Linked DNA regions of Homo sapiens: region 1 is linked to region 2. The links are chromatin loops, found by intact Hi-C in ENCODE. Cell type or tissue: IMR-90. All regions are shown on one strand. Links, peaks and the distances in the headings refer to the core of each region. The heading gives the core; the rest is flanking DNA.

The links. Hi-C counts contacts between places; a loop is a spot of excess contacts. Peaks named below come from ENCODE experiments on the same cell type or tissue, not always from the same donor. Only the 100,000 strongest peaks of a DNase experiment are listed, where the experiment ranks them.
Region 1: it touches region 2 in a loop (11-fold over the local background); 2 of 110 quality-filtered maps call a loop at or near these places.

What each region holds. Positions count from the first base shown.
Region 1 is chr17:76,526,676-76,531,460 of GRCh38, forward strand. CYGB (cytoglobin) reads right to left here. Exons shown (of 4, transcript NM_134268.5): 2 at 4,785; 3 at 4,304-4,467; 4 at 681-1,936. The coding sequence ends at 1,903. It also overlaps a transcript of PRCD not described here. Among named protein-coding and RNA genes, the nearest start is that of CYGB, 8.6 kb to the right of the region's middle. RefSeq lists enhancers at 1,132-1,281, 3,232-3,965, 3,966-4,699. In IMR-90, for the core only: a CTCF peak has its summit at 2,351 (motif pointing left); DNase peaks (open chromatin) are centred at 1,156, 2,846, 3,366 and 3,506; H3K27ac peaks cover 3,018 bases.
Region 2 is chr17:77,064,035-77,069,880 of GRCh38, forward strand. No RefSeq gene overlaps it. Among named protein-coding and RNA genes, the nearest start is that of SNHG20, 22 kb to the right of the region's middle. RefSeq lists a silencer at 2,753-3,047. In IMR-90, for the core only: a CTCF peak has its summit at 2,938 (motif pointing left); no DNase peak of the experiment used is centred there; H3K27me3 peaks cover 2,003 bases.

The sequences.
Region 1 (4,785 bases), core at 1-4,000, 540 kb before region 2:
AAAGGTGAGACACAGGGGATGGGGCGCCCTTGGTGTGGGACAGGGGATGGGGCACCCTTGGTGTGGGACAGGGGATGGGGCGCCCTTGGTGTGGGAGAGGGGATGGGGCGCCCTTGGTGTGGGACAGGGGATGGGGCGCCCTTGGTGTGGGAGAGGGGATGGGCCGCCCTTGGTGTGGGACAGGGGATGGGGCGCCCTTGGTGTGGGACAGGGGATGGGGCGCCCTTGGTGTGGGAGAGGGGATGGGGCGCCCTTGGTGTGGGAGAGGGGATGGGGTGCCCTTGGTAGTGGGACAGGGGATGGGGCGCCCTTGTTGTGGGACAGGGGATGGGGCGCCCTTGGTGTGGGAGAGGGGATGGGGTGCCCTTGGTAGTGGGACAGGGGATGGGGTGCCCTTGGTAGTGGGACAGGGGATGGGGCGCCCTTGGTGTGGGAGAGGGGATGGGGTGCCCTTGGTAGTGGGACAGGGGATGGGGCGCCCTTGGTAGTGGGACAGGGGATGGGGCGCCCTTGGTGTGGGAGAGGGGATGGGGCGCCCTTGGTGTGGGACAGTGGATGGGGCGCCCTTGGTGTGGGAGGTCAGGGGAGGACTTTCAGGAAAAAGGCCTGCGTCCAGAACCGGGGATGGGGGACAGAGGTGAGGGAAGGTGGCAGGAAGAGACTGCACGAGTGTGCACAGGTACAGCAAGAACGGGTCTGTTTAATGACACAGCTGGGTCTGGTTACAAACATCAGAAACTAGAAAAGGAGGACGGGCGGTTGCACAGATGAGGATGAGGATGAAGATGAGGATGAGGATGGGCCAGGAGGGGACACAGCAGGAGCCACAGCAGCAAAACATCCTTGAAGACGACACACGTGACCAAGGGGCACACACGGGGGGCCCCCCTGGCAAGCCTGACGCAGATGAATAGACAGGGCCGACTGCCGGCCAGGAGGAGGGTGGGGTGGGGAAAGCCCTCGGCCCTCGGAGCTGAGGGTGAGACCCAGGCATGTGGTCCCGCCGACCTGCTGCCCAGCAGCCCGGATCCCCCGGGGCTGCCCTGGTGGCCAAGGCAGGTGGAGCTAGCGGTCGAGGTTTCTGGACTGAGGCCCCTCCCCCAGTGCGGTCATCCCACCCAGAACTTCGCTCTGCCCCTGCCCATTCTAGGACAGCCGGTGAGTCAGTTCCTCTGAGGGAGTAGGGGGAGCCCACTCCTTTCTGCCTGGAAGTGGAATTCAGGAATGTGGGGAGCTGGTCTGAGAAGGGGCTGGGCTTTGCCGCCAAGCCGGGTTGCCCCAGCCCTGCCCCTCCAGGCCCAGGTCCTCTGCGCTGCTGTGGGATTTCCTCTTTGCCAGAACACTCTGTTCTCTGCACAACCGGAACCCCTCCCTGCCCCACTCACAGGTGGGCCAAACCGAGGCTTCTGGGCGCCGCGGATACACATTCTAGATATGTATGTGTGTATATATATATGTATATATATATTTATATATAGCTCGTATATAGAATATATCTGTATATATGGTAGATGTGTGCGTGATACTCTAGATGGTGATGTGGAGACCTGCATGCTGGCCGGGCTGATAGAAACGGGGCTGGTTTATTCCCTAAGGGACTCCTAGACCTGTCCCGCTTCCTGCCAGCCGCTCAGCTAGGTCTCTCTCTAACAGTGAGTAGAAAAGCTAAGAAGAGTGGGCCCCGCTCTGCCCGCCGCGCTGGGGTCAGCATCCAGGCAGCCAGCGCCGCCTCCCAGCAGCTCCAGGGGGGGACCCTGGCCGCCACAGAGGCCTCCTTCGGGGAAGTTGAGTCAGGGATTCCTCCAGCTTCCTTGGCACCCAGAAATGGAGCGTCAAGGAGGGTCTTCAGAACTCGGCCTTCTGCTCGAGGTGCTGCCAGGGAGGGGGGTGGAGTTAGGGGTCCTACGGCCCCGAAGAGGGCAGTGTGGCCGGTGGGCTGTGGACGAGATAGGAAGGGAAGGACAAACGTTACCAGAGGCAGGGAAGGACCCTCGGGGGAAAGGGGGAGGACCTGGGGCTGGCGAGGCTCACTTCCTGCCAAGAGATCCGGCACAGTGCAGTTGAAAGCAACCGTGAGACCCAAGTTCTAGTCTCCGTCCTGCTACGAACGTGCTGTGTGATCTCAGGCAAGTCTACTGGCCCATGGGAGCTCCGGATCTTTTTCTCTAAAATGTGAATAATGTCTGTCTTGTGACATAAACTGGGTAAAAAAGTGTTTCACAAACTGCAAAGCACGATACCAATGTGAGCTCTTTTTCCATTAATTCTGAAACGTGGCGCATTCTGTCCGGCCTGTCTCGTCCCTCCTCGGGCCACCCATCTGTATTCTCGTATTCTCGGTACACACAGCGCCCCCTGCAGTCATTGCGCCCCCCCCCCACCCCCCACCCACGCAAAGGCGCACACCCTGGAGCAGAGACGGCTCAATAAACAGTGGCGCCTGGCCCACCCCTGCTTCCCTGATAAGAGAAGTTGGGCGAGGGCCTTCTAGGACTCTACTCTGTAACTCCATCCTACCCTCGAGCCCATGGGGACCCTGGCAGCAGGGAGGCTCTGCAGGCTCAGGCCAGGGACACTAGGGGTGGGCTAGAGGGTGTAAAGGGATGAGGGGACCACCCCACCACTTGACAGCTGGGAGTAACCCCCATGGGGTGCCAGTTTCCACGGTAGCCCATCTCCATTCAGTCCACAAGGAGCAGAAGTGGGCGGAGGAGGAGACTTCGGCCGTTTCAAAATGTTTGGGGTTTGGAGAGATCTTAGTCCCTAGGGCAGGGTGGGGAGGGCAGGACGGGCAGCGTGCTGGGGAACTTGGGCCATGTGTTTCTGATTCACTGGGGCTCGCGCCCAGCCAGCTCTCTTTCCAGTCTCTCTTGGCCCTTGTAAAAAAGCCCTTTTCTCTGGAAGCAGGAAGTCTTGTGTCCTGGCTGTAAACAAACTCATCTTTGGCAGCAGAGCCTGCGTGGGGAGAGGGGTGGGAGGGCAGGCAAGCCCCCTCCCCTCCTCTTCCCCTGTCTTTTCCCTGGACCCTCTGGGTGACAGCTGGTGGGGGGTGAGGGGGCAACCACTGCTCTCCACGCCCTGCCAGTGCCCTCCTCTGGTGGGCCAACATCTGCTTGTTTCCCATTGACTCCCAGGTCTCAGGCAGGCCAGGGCCCAGCTGTGCACATCTGGAGTTGGCTTGGCTCCAGCCAGCAGTTCCCGAGGACTCCACTCTCTTGGGGTGGTGCTGACGGGAGAGGGGGGAGGGGAGCAGGAGCCAGCCCGGGGCCAGTGTGGTCAGCAGCAGGAAGGGCAGGAGGCCTGGCGTCCCCAGCTGCCCTCAGGGGACCTCCTCCAGGAGCTGTGCCTGTGAACAGAAGGGCCGGCAGTCTTGGGGGCCCGTGCAGAGCCCGGCGGGAGACGCCGCCTTTTCCATGGGAAACTGCTGGGAATGTTTCTCTACCACGGGAATGTTTCTCTACCACGCGTGTCCCGGGCTGCTGGCTGACCTCTGCTTCCCATTCCCGCCTCCGCTCCTCTCCTCCTTCCTACTCCAGCCCTGCCTCCGCCTCTCCATTCAGCTCCCAGAGTCAGCCTCCCCTTGGGGGCCCAGGGAGGCCGAGTGTTCCCAACCGCCACATCTGGGGGCTAGCCCTCCCCTCACGCTCCGAGTCAGCAGGAGTCACAGAGGGCGGCCACCCTCCTTGAGCCACCTCCTGGGCCCAGAACTGGAAGCCCAGCCTCCAGGTCAGCCTGGAAGTAAACATGCCCCTGCTCGTGTGCGTGTGAGCGACACCCATGTAGCTTCCTCGTGGGCTGGGGTGTGTGTGTGTGTGTATGTGTCCTCGTGATCCTCCGGGCTCTAGCCCTATTGAGGCAGAGGGCATTTAGCAGCACTGGTCGGCATGAGATGAAAAAACAGCCCCTTGTGATTGGCACCCAGGGAGGAAGTGGCTGGGCTGACCTGGGCTGCCTCCGAGCCTGATGATCGGACCTTACCGCCAGGAGCCTCTGGCGCCTCTCTGCCTGGGCAGCTGTGGCTTTGGGTGCTCTGAGCTCTCCCTGGCTCTAGGGAAGGGGAAGGCTCTTTGGGAGGATTTTTGCTCAGGGCTCATGGCTCTGAGCAGCCTGAAGTCACAGGGGAGCCATCTTGAAGGCCTTTCCTATTATGCCTGTTCTTACATGTCAGACCCCAGGGTTGGCCTGCCTCAAGTGTGCCTGCCCAGGTGATCAGCCCCAGGGCCTCAGGAGATATGGGAGACCTCGGGGACAGCAGAGGACATGGCGGGGAGGCTGCCCAGCCCACCCTCGCCCGCCTCCTCACGTGGTGGCGTTGGGGACCTGCTGCACCCAGCCCACTTCCTTGTAGGCAGCGGTCACGTGGCTGTAGATGAGGCCACGCAGCTTGGCCCAGGCTCTCTGCGTCTCAGGTGGGAAGTCACTGGCAAATTCCTCGGCGACCACCTCCAGAATGACCCCAGAGAGGATCTGGGGGCAAAGGGAGGAAGGGGGAGTGAACGCCCGGGCGCCCTGCGTCCTGCAACCCCCAGGCCCCTCCGCCCCACGTGTGGCCGAGAGGATCATTCCTAACGCAACAGTCTGGCAGCTTTGGGAACCCCGTGCTCTCAGGACAAGGGTTGCCCTGGACCCAGCCCCTCCATCCTGCTGCCGGGCACTGCCCCTCCCTCTCGCAGCCACTCCGGGGATCACCTCTGTTGCTCCAGAGAGCCGTCGCAGAGCCTGCGAGCTGCAGATGGCCATGACGCGTGGGCGGTGGGGGCTCTGCAGCAGATGGGGGCGCATACC
Region 2 (5,846 bases), core at 969-4,968:
CCTGAACCCCAGAGGTGGAGGCTGCAGTGAGCCAAGATCGTGCCACTGCACTCCAGCCTGGGCAACAGAGCGAGACTCTGTCTCAAAAAAAAAAAAAAGAAAAAAAAAAGAAACAGGGTCTTGCCGTGTCATCCAGGCTGGAGTGCAGTGATTCAAACATGGCTCATTGCAGCGTCGATCTCCTGGGCTCAAGCAGTATTCCTGTCTCAGCCTCCTGAGTAGCTGGGACTACAGGCACTGACACCACAGCCAGCTAATTTTTTTATTTATATTTTTAGTAGAGATGGGGTCTCGCTGTGTTGCCCAGGCTGACGTTGTACTTTTGGTCTCAAGTGATTCTCCTGCCTTGGCCTTCCAAACTGCTGGGATTACAGGTGTGAGCCACCATGCCTGGCTGGCTTCTAGATTTTGAATCTCTATGTTGGAATTCAAAATAAACTTCGTTTGGCCAAGCAATTATTCTCTGCCTGTCTTCCTCTGGCTCCAGGTTTCAAAGACCCCTGAGGACAGAGAACTTCAAAAGGACCTCTGAATTTTGACCCTCAGGCCTCACCTTGGCACTAAGGCAGAGAGTGACAGGCCCTGAGGGGAGGGCCAGCGATCAGACAGCTTTGTCTAGGACATGGGATTGGAGAAAAGTCATGATATGTGAGTATAGTAATTTCCTGTTGCTACTGTAACAAATTGGCCACAACTTCAGCAGCTTAAAACAACACAAATGTATTAATTAGTTCACAGGTCGGAAGTCCAGGTTGGCTTGGCTAGTTTCTCTGATCCAGGTTTTATAAGGTCAAAGTCAAAGTGTCAGCCAGGCTGGGTTCTTATCAGGAGGTTCTAAGAAGAATCCATTTCCAACACCATCAGTTCCTTGAAGTGGCAGGATGGGGATCCTCTCTGTGCTGGCTGTGAGCCGGGGTCACTCTGTCCTAGACGTAGGCAAGCAAGCCCAGCCGCAAAGAACCCCGCTGCACTTTACTTAAACTACAGCTTCCCAACCCATTTTAGCCATGGAGCTCTTTTTTCACATAACCTCTCTCTCTCTCTCTCTTTTATTTATTTATTTATTTTTTTGAGACAAGGTCTTGCTCTGTCCCCCAGGCTGGAGTGCAGGGGTGTGATCACAGTTCACTGTGGCCTCCCAGGCTCAAGCAATCTTCCTGCTTCAGCCTCCCATGTAGCTGGGACCACAGGCACGCGTCACCACACCCAGCTAATTTTTATATTTTTTGTAGAGATGGGGTCTCGCCATGTTGCACAGGTTGGTCACAAACTCCTGGGCTCAAGCAATCTGCCCTCCTCAGCCTCCCAAAGTGCTGAGATTATAGGCGTGAGCCACCACGCCCAGCCCATAATCTTTTTTTTTTTTTTTTCCAAGATGGAGTCTCGCTCTTGTCGCCCAGGCTGGAGTGCAATGGCACAATCTCAGCTCACTGCAACCTCTGCCTCCCGGGCTCAAGCGATTCTTCTGCCTCAGCCTCCAGAGTAGCTGAGATTACAGGTACCTGCCAGCACGCCTGGCTCATGTTTGTATTTTTAGTAGAGATGTGGTTTTGCCATGTTGGCCAGGCTGGTATTGAACTTCCGACCTCAAGTGATTTGCCTGCCTCGACGTCCTGAAGTGCTGGGATTACAGGTGTAAGCCATTGCGCCCAGCCCATAATCTTTCCTAAGGTTCCGAAAGATATTAATATTTGGGGAAAAGTGAAATGGGAGCTTGTGCAATTTTTGTATCCCTAAAGTTTCATTGCTTCCTCTAAACTCTTTCTCACGACAATTTTAGCTCCCCTTCTCTTGTCCTAAGGTTTGGCTTTTGCACAGCTGGAGGGCATTTCTTGTACAGGGTGGGCTAACCAGGCCCAGGTCCTGCTTCAGCCCTGACTCCAAGGCTCTGATTCGTGACATCATGCAAGTTTCTGAGCCTTTCTGAACTTGGTTTCTTCTTCATTTTGTTTGTTATCTCAAGGGTGGTTGTGAGAACTAAATTGGGCAATGCACGCAAAATGCTTGGCCCATCATTTGCGATTGATAAATGTTACTCATCATTATGGGTTTTTTTTTAAGAACTAAAAAGTCTTCACTAACCTTCCCCTTTGCCTTTTTATCGCTGTCAACATCAGGTACCAAGAGCCTGTGAAGCATCTTACAAGGTGGCTGCAATTTTGGCTCAGGGAAACTAGATGTGGCCAGACTTGCACATAAATGACAATGGATGCTTCTCCCAAAGTTTCCAAAAATCTGGATGAACTAACCCAGAAGGATCCTGTCTGAATAAAGAACACTGCTCCAAGTGACCAGGAGGCCTCGATCTCTTTCTGCACTTATGGAGAGGGAAGGCTGTGCAGAAAGCTGCCCGTGGAAGGGACACACAGGTCCCTAATCTGACCCATAAGCATCCCACCCACCCCAGGGACCCACTGCAACCTGCTGCTGTGGCTCCCCACACACCTCCCTGGGCCTCCTTGACCTGACAGGTGAGCACTGCCTGACCCAGCAGCCTCTGGCCAGGTAGCCCCTGTGGGGAAGAGCTGCAGTTCTGGACAGCTGCCTGCTTCAAAATGGAGAGCCCAGGTGGCCTCCCCAAGGGCACCTTCTTCCTCTTTCTAAGTCAGAGCCAGCTAAGATGAATTTCTCTTGTACATGGTGGGCAAACCAGACCCAGGGCCAGTTTTGGGCTCTGTGTCCAAGACACTGATTTGTGACATCAGGTAAGCCTCTGAACATTTCTGAACTTGGTTTCTTCTTCACGTGAAAGCTCCTGGGCTTTCAAACCTCCATCCTCCCTGAATAGTGACTTTTGCCCCTGCCTTGTCCCTCACAGACACAGCTGGCTGCGGCGTCCTCCCTTTCCCCTCCCAAGGGGGCCGCCCTGCCTCTGCCCACCATGGGCATGTGGCCATTGCCGCTGGTTTAGACTTGGTCCAGCCTCAGTCTTGACTGCCATCTAGTGGCTCCCAGACTCCTGCTGGGATTCAAGTTCTCTGGTGAGAACTAAACTGATTTTTGTATCTTGCCCAAATTCCTAAGGGGTCTGGGAGTCATGACCTATAAATCAAAAATTCTCATCAGATGGGTTTTATTTAACCCTATATATTGTGATTTACTTTCCAACCTGACTCTGGCATAACATTACGAGACAAGGAAGAAAATCAAAATACTTTACCCCAAAACATGTTTCTTTGCCATATCTTGAAATGGCCCTGCAAAGCTGTCCTTTGTGGGGGAAAATTTGCATCTGTAAAGAATCTCTATTAACATAGCTAGCTCTTTTTCTTCCAGGCCCTCCCAATCCGAAACAGATTAACTAAAGCATCTTTTAGGTCCGGCGGGCATGATGGCTCACACCTGTAATCCCAGCACTTTGGGAGACCGAGGCAGGCAGAGCCCTTGAGGTCAGGAGTTCAAGACAAGGCTGGCCAACATGGTGAAACCCCGTCTCTACTAAAAATACAAAAATTAGCTGGACGTGGTGGTGCACGCCTGTAATCCCAGCTACTCAGGAGGCTGAGGCAGGAGAATCGCTTGAACCTGGGAGGTGGAGTTTGCAGTGAGCTGAGATCGCGTCACTGCACTCCAGCCTGGGCAACAGAGACTCCGTCTCAAAAAAACAAAACAAAAAAACCAAACACTATTTGTTAGATTTAGGGCCCACCTTTAGCATGACCTCGTTGTGAACCCAGAAGTACCTGAGAGACATCTCAATCAATTTGGAAAGTTTATTTTGCCAAGGTTAAGGACGCACCCGTGACACAGCCTCAGGGGGTCCTGACAGCATGTGCCCAAGGTGGCTGGGGCACAGCTTGGTTTTACACATTTTAGGAAGACATGAGACATCAATCAATATGTGTAAGATGTATGTTGATTCGATCTGGAAAGGTGGGACAACTTGAAGCAAGGGGCTTCCTGATTATAGGCAGATAAGAGAGAAACAGTTGCATTCTTTTAGCCTCTGATTAGCCACCTGATTACTGCATACACCATTTACCTGTGAGAGTAGTGTAACGGAATGGTCACTTATACCAGCGTCCAGCCTGGCTCAGTGAAACGATGGCGGCAAGGAAGCAGATATGCGTTTGCCTCAGGTGAGCAGAGGGTGACTTTGAGTTCTGTTTGTCCTTTGTCTACCGAATTTTCGTGTGGGAAAATTGTGAGAGAGGTGTGTAGCTTTTTTTTTTTTTTTTTTTTTTTTAAATCTTTGCAGTTCCCAGCCTTTGGCTTAGTGATTTCAGGGTCCCAAGATGTATTTGCCTTTTACATCATCTTTTTCTTTCTTTCTTTCTTTCTTTTTTTTTTTTTTTGAAACAAAGTCTCACTCTGTTGCCCAGGCTGGAGTGTAGTGGTATGATCTCAGCTCACTGCAACCTCCGCCTCCCAGGTTCAAGCGATTCTCCTGCTTCAGCCTCCTGAGTAGCTGGGATTACAGGCTTGCGCCACCACATCCAGCTAATTTTTTATATTTTTGGTAGAGATGGGGTTTTACCATGTGGCCAGGCTAGTCTGGAACTCCTGACCTCAAGTGATCTGACCACCTTGGCCTCCCAAAGTGCTGGGATTACAGGCGTGAGCCACTGTGCCCAGCCTACATCATCTTCATTACAGCTGCAAAGACCCTTTTACCAAGTAAGTCACATTTACAGGTACCAGCGATTAGGACTTGAACATATCTTTTGGAGGATACTGTTCAGCCCAAATCAGCCCTAAAAGACAGACCACTCAAGCCCCTCAGCTGAGTGGCACCTCCTCTTGGGCAGTGGATACGGGAGAAGATGCTCTCACACTGGCCTCTGAGGGACCAGTGTCCAGACAATTATTCTGAGTGTGAAAGAATGTTCTAGAAAGCCAGGCTGTCTTGGGTAAAGTGGTTAGCCTTAAATATGTAAAGGAAATGTTTACCAGATTAGCTCCAGAGCCCCTGGGAAGACAACAGCCAGGCAGTCAGGGATGTGCTGGCCAGGGGAAGATGTTGGATTCATCCAGGGCATTGGGGATAGCCAGAGCAGGGCCCCACAGTCTGGAGGATCTGGTGCTGAATGAGCAGTACCAGAGGGAAGGCTGCTGTCCCCTCCCCAGTCTCCCGGCCTGCTGCATCCCAACAGGTATGAGTCAGGTGGGTGGGGTGGATGCTAGAAGAAGCATGAGAAATCTTGGCCGAGTAAAGCTCACCCTGTTTCAACCTCATCTCTCTTAAACCAAGGTCATGCTCAGCCACACTGGGGAAACTGAGGCAGCCTTCTGCACTCTCCAGACCACAGGGGCTTTTTCAATAACTGTTTGGTTTCCTGTGGCTGCCATAACAAAGTAACAATAACTGAGTAGCTTACACAACAGAAATTTCTTCTGTCACCACTCTGGAGGCCAGAAGTCCAAGATCAAGGTGTCAGCAGGGTTGGTTCCTTCCACGGTTTCTGAGGGAGGCAGCTGCTCCCCGACTCTCTCTTTGGCTTATAGATGGCATCTTCTCCCTGTGTCTCTGCACATCAGCTTCCCTTTATGTGTATAACTGTGTCAAAATTTTACTTTTTTTTTTTTTTTTGAGACAGAGTCTCCCTCTGTCCCCCAGGCTGGAGTGCAGTGGCATGATCTTGGCTCACTGCAACCTTCGCCTCCCAGGTTCAAGCGAGTCTCTTGCCTCAGCCTCCCAAGTAGATGGAATTACAGGAGGCTGCCACCACACCCAGCTAATTTTTGTATTTTTAGTAGAGACAGGGTTTCACCATGTTGGCCAGGCTGGTCTTGAACCCCTGACCTCAAGTAATCCACCCGTCTCGGCCTCCCAAAGTGCTGGGATTACAGTGTGAGGTACAGTGCCTGGCCCAAATTTTACTTTTTTTTTTTTTTTTTTTTTTAGA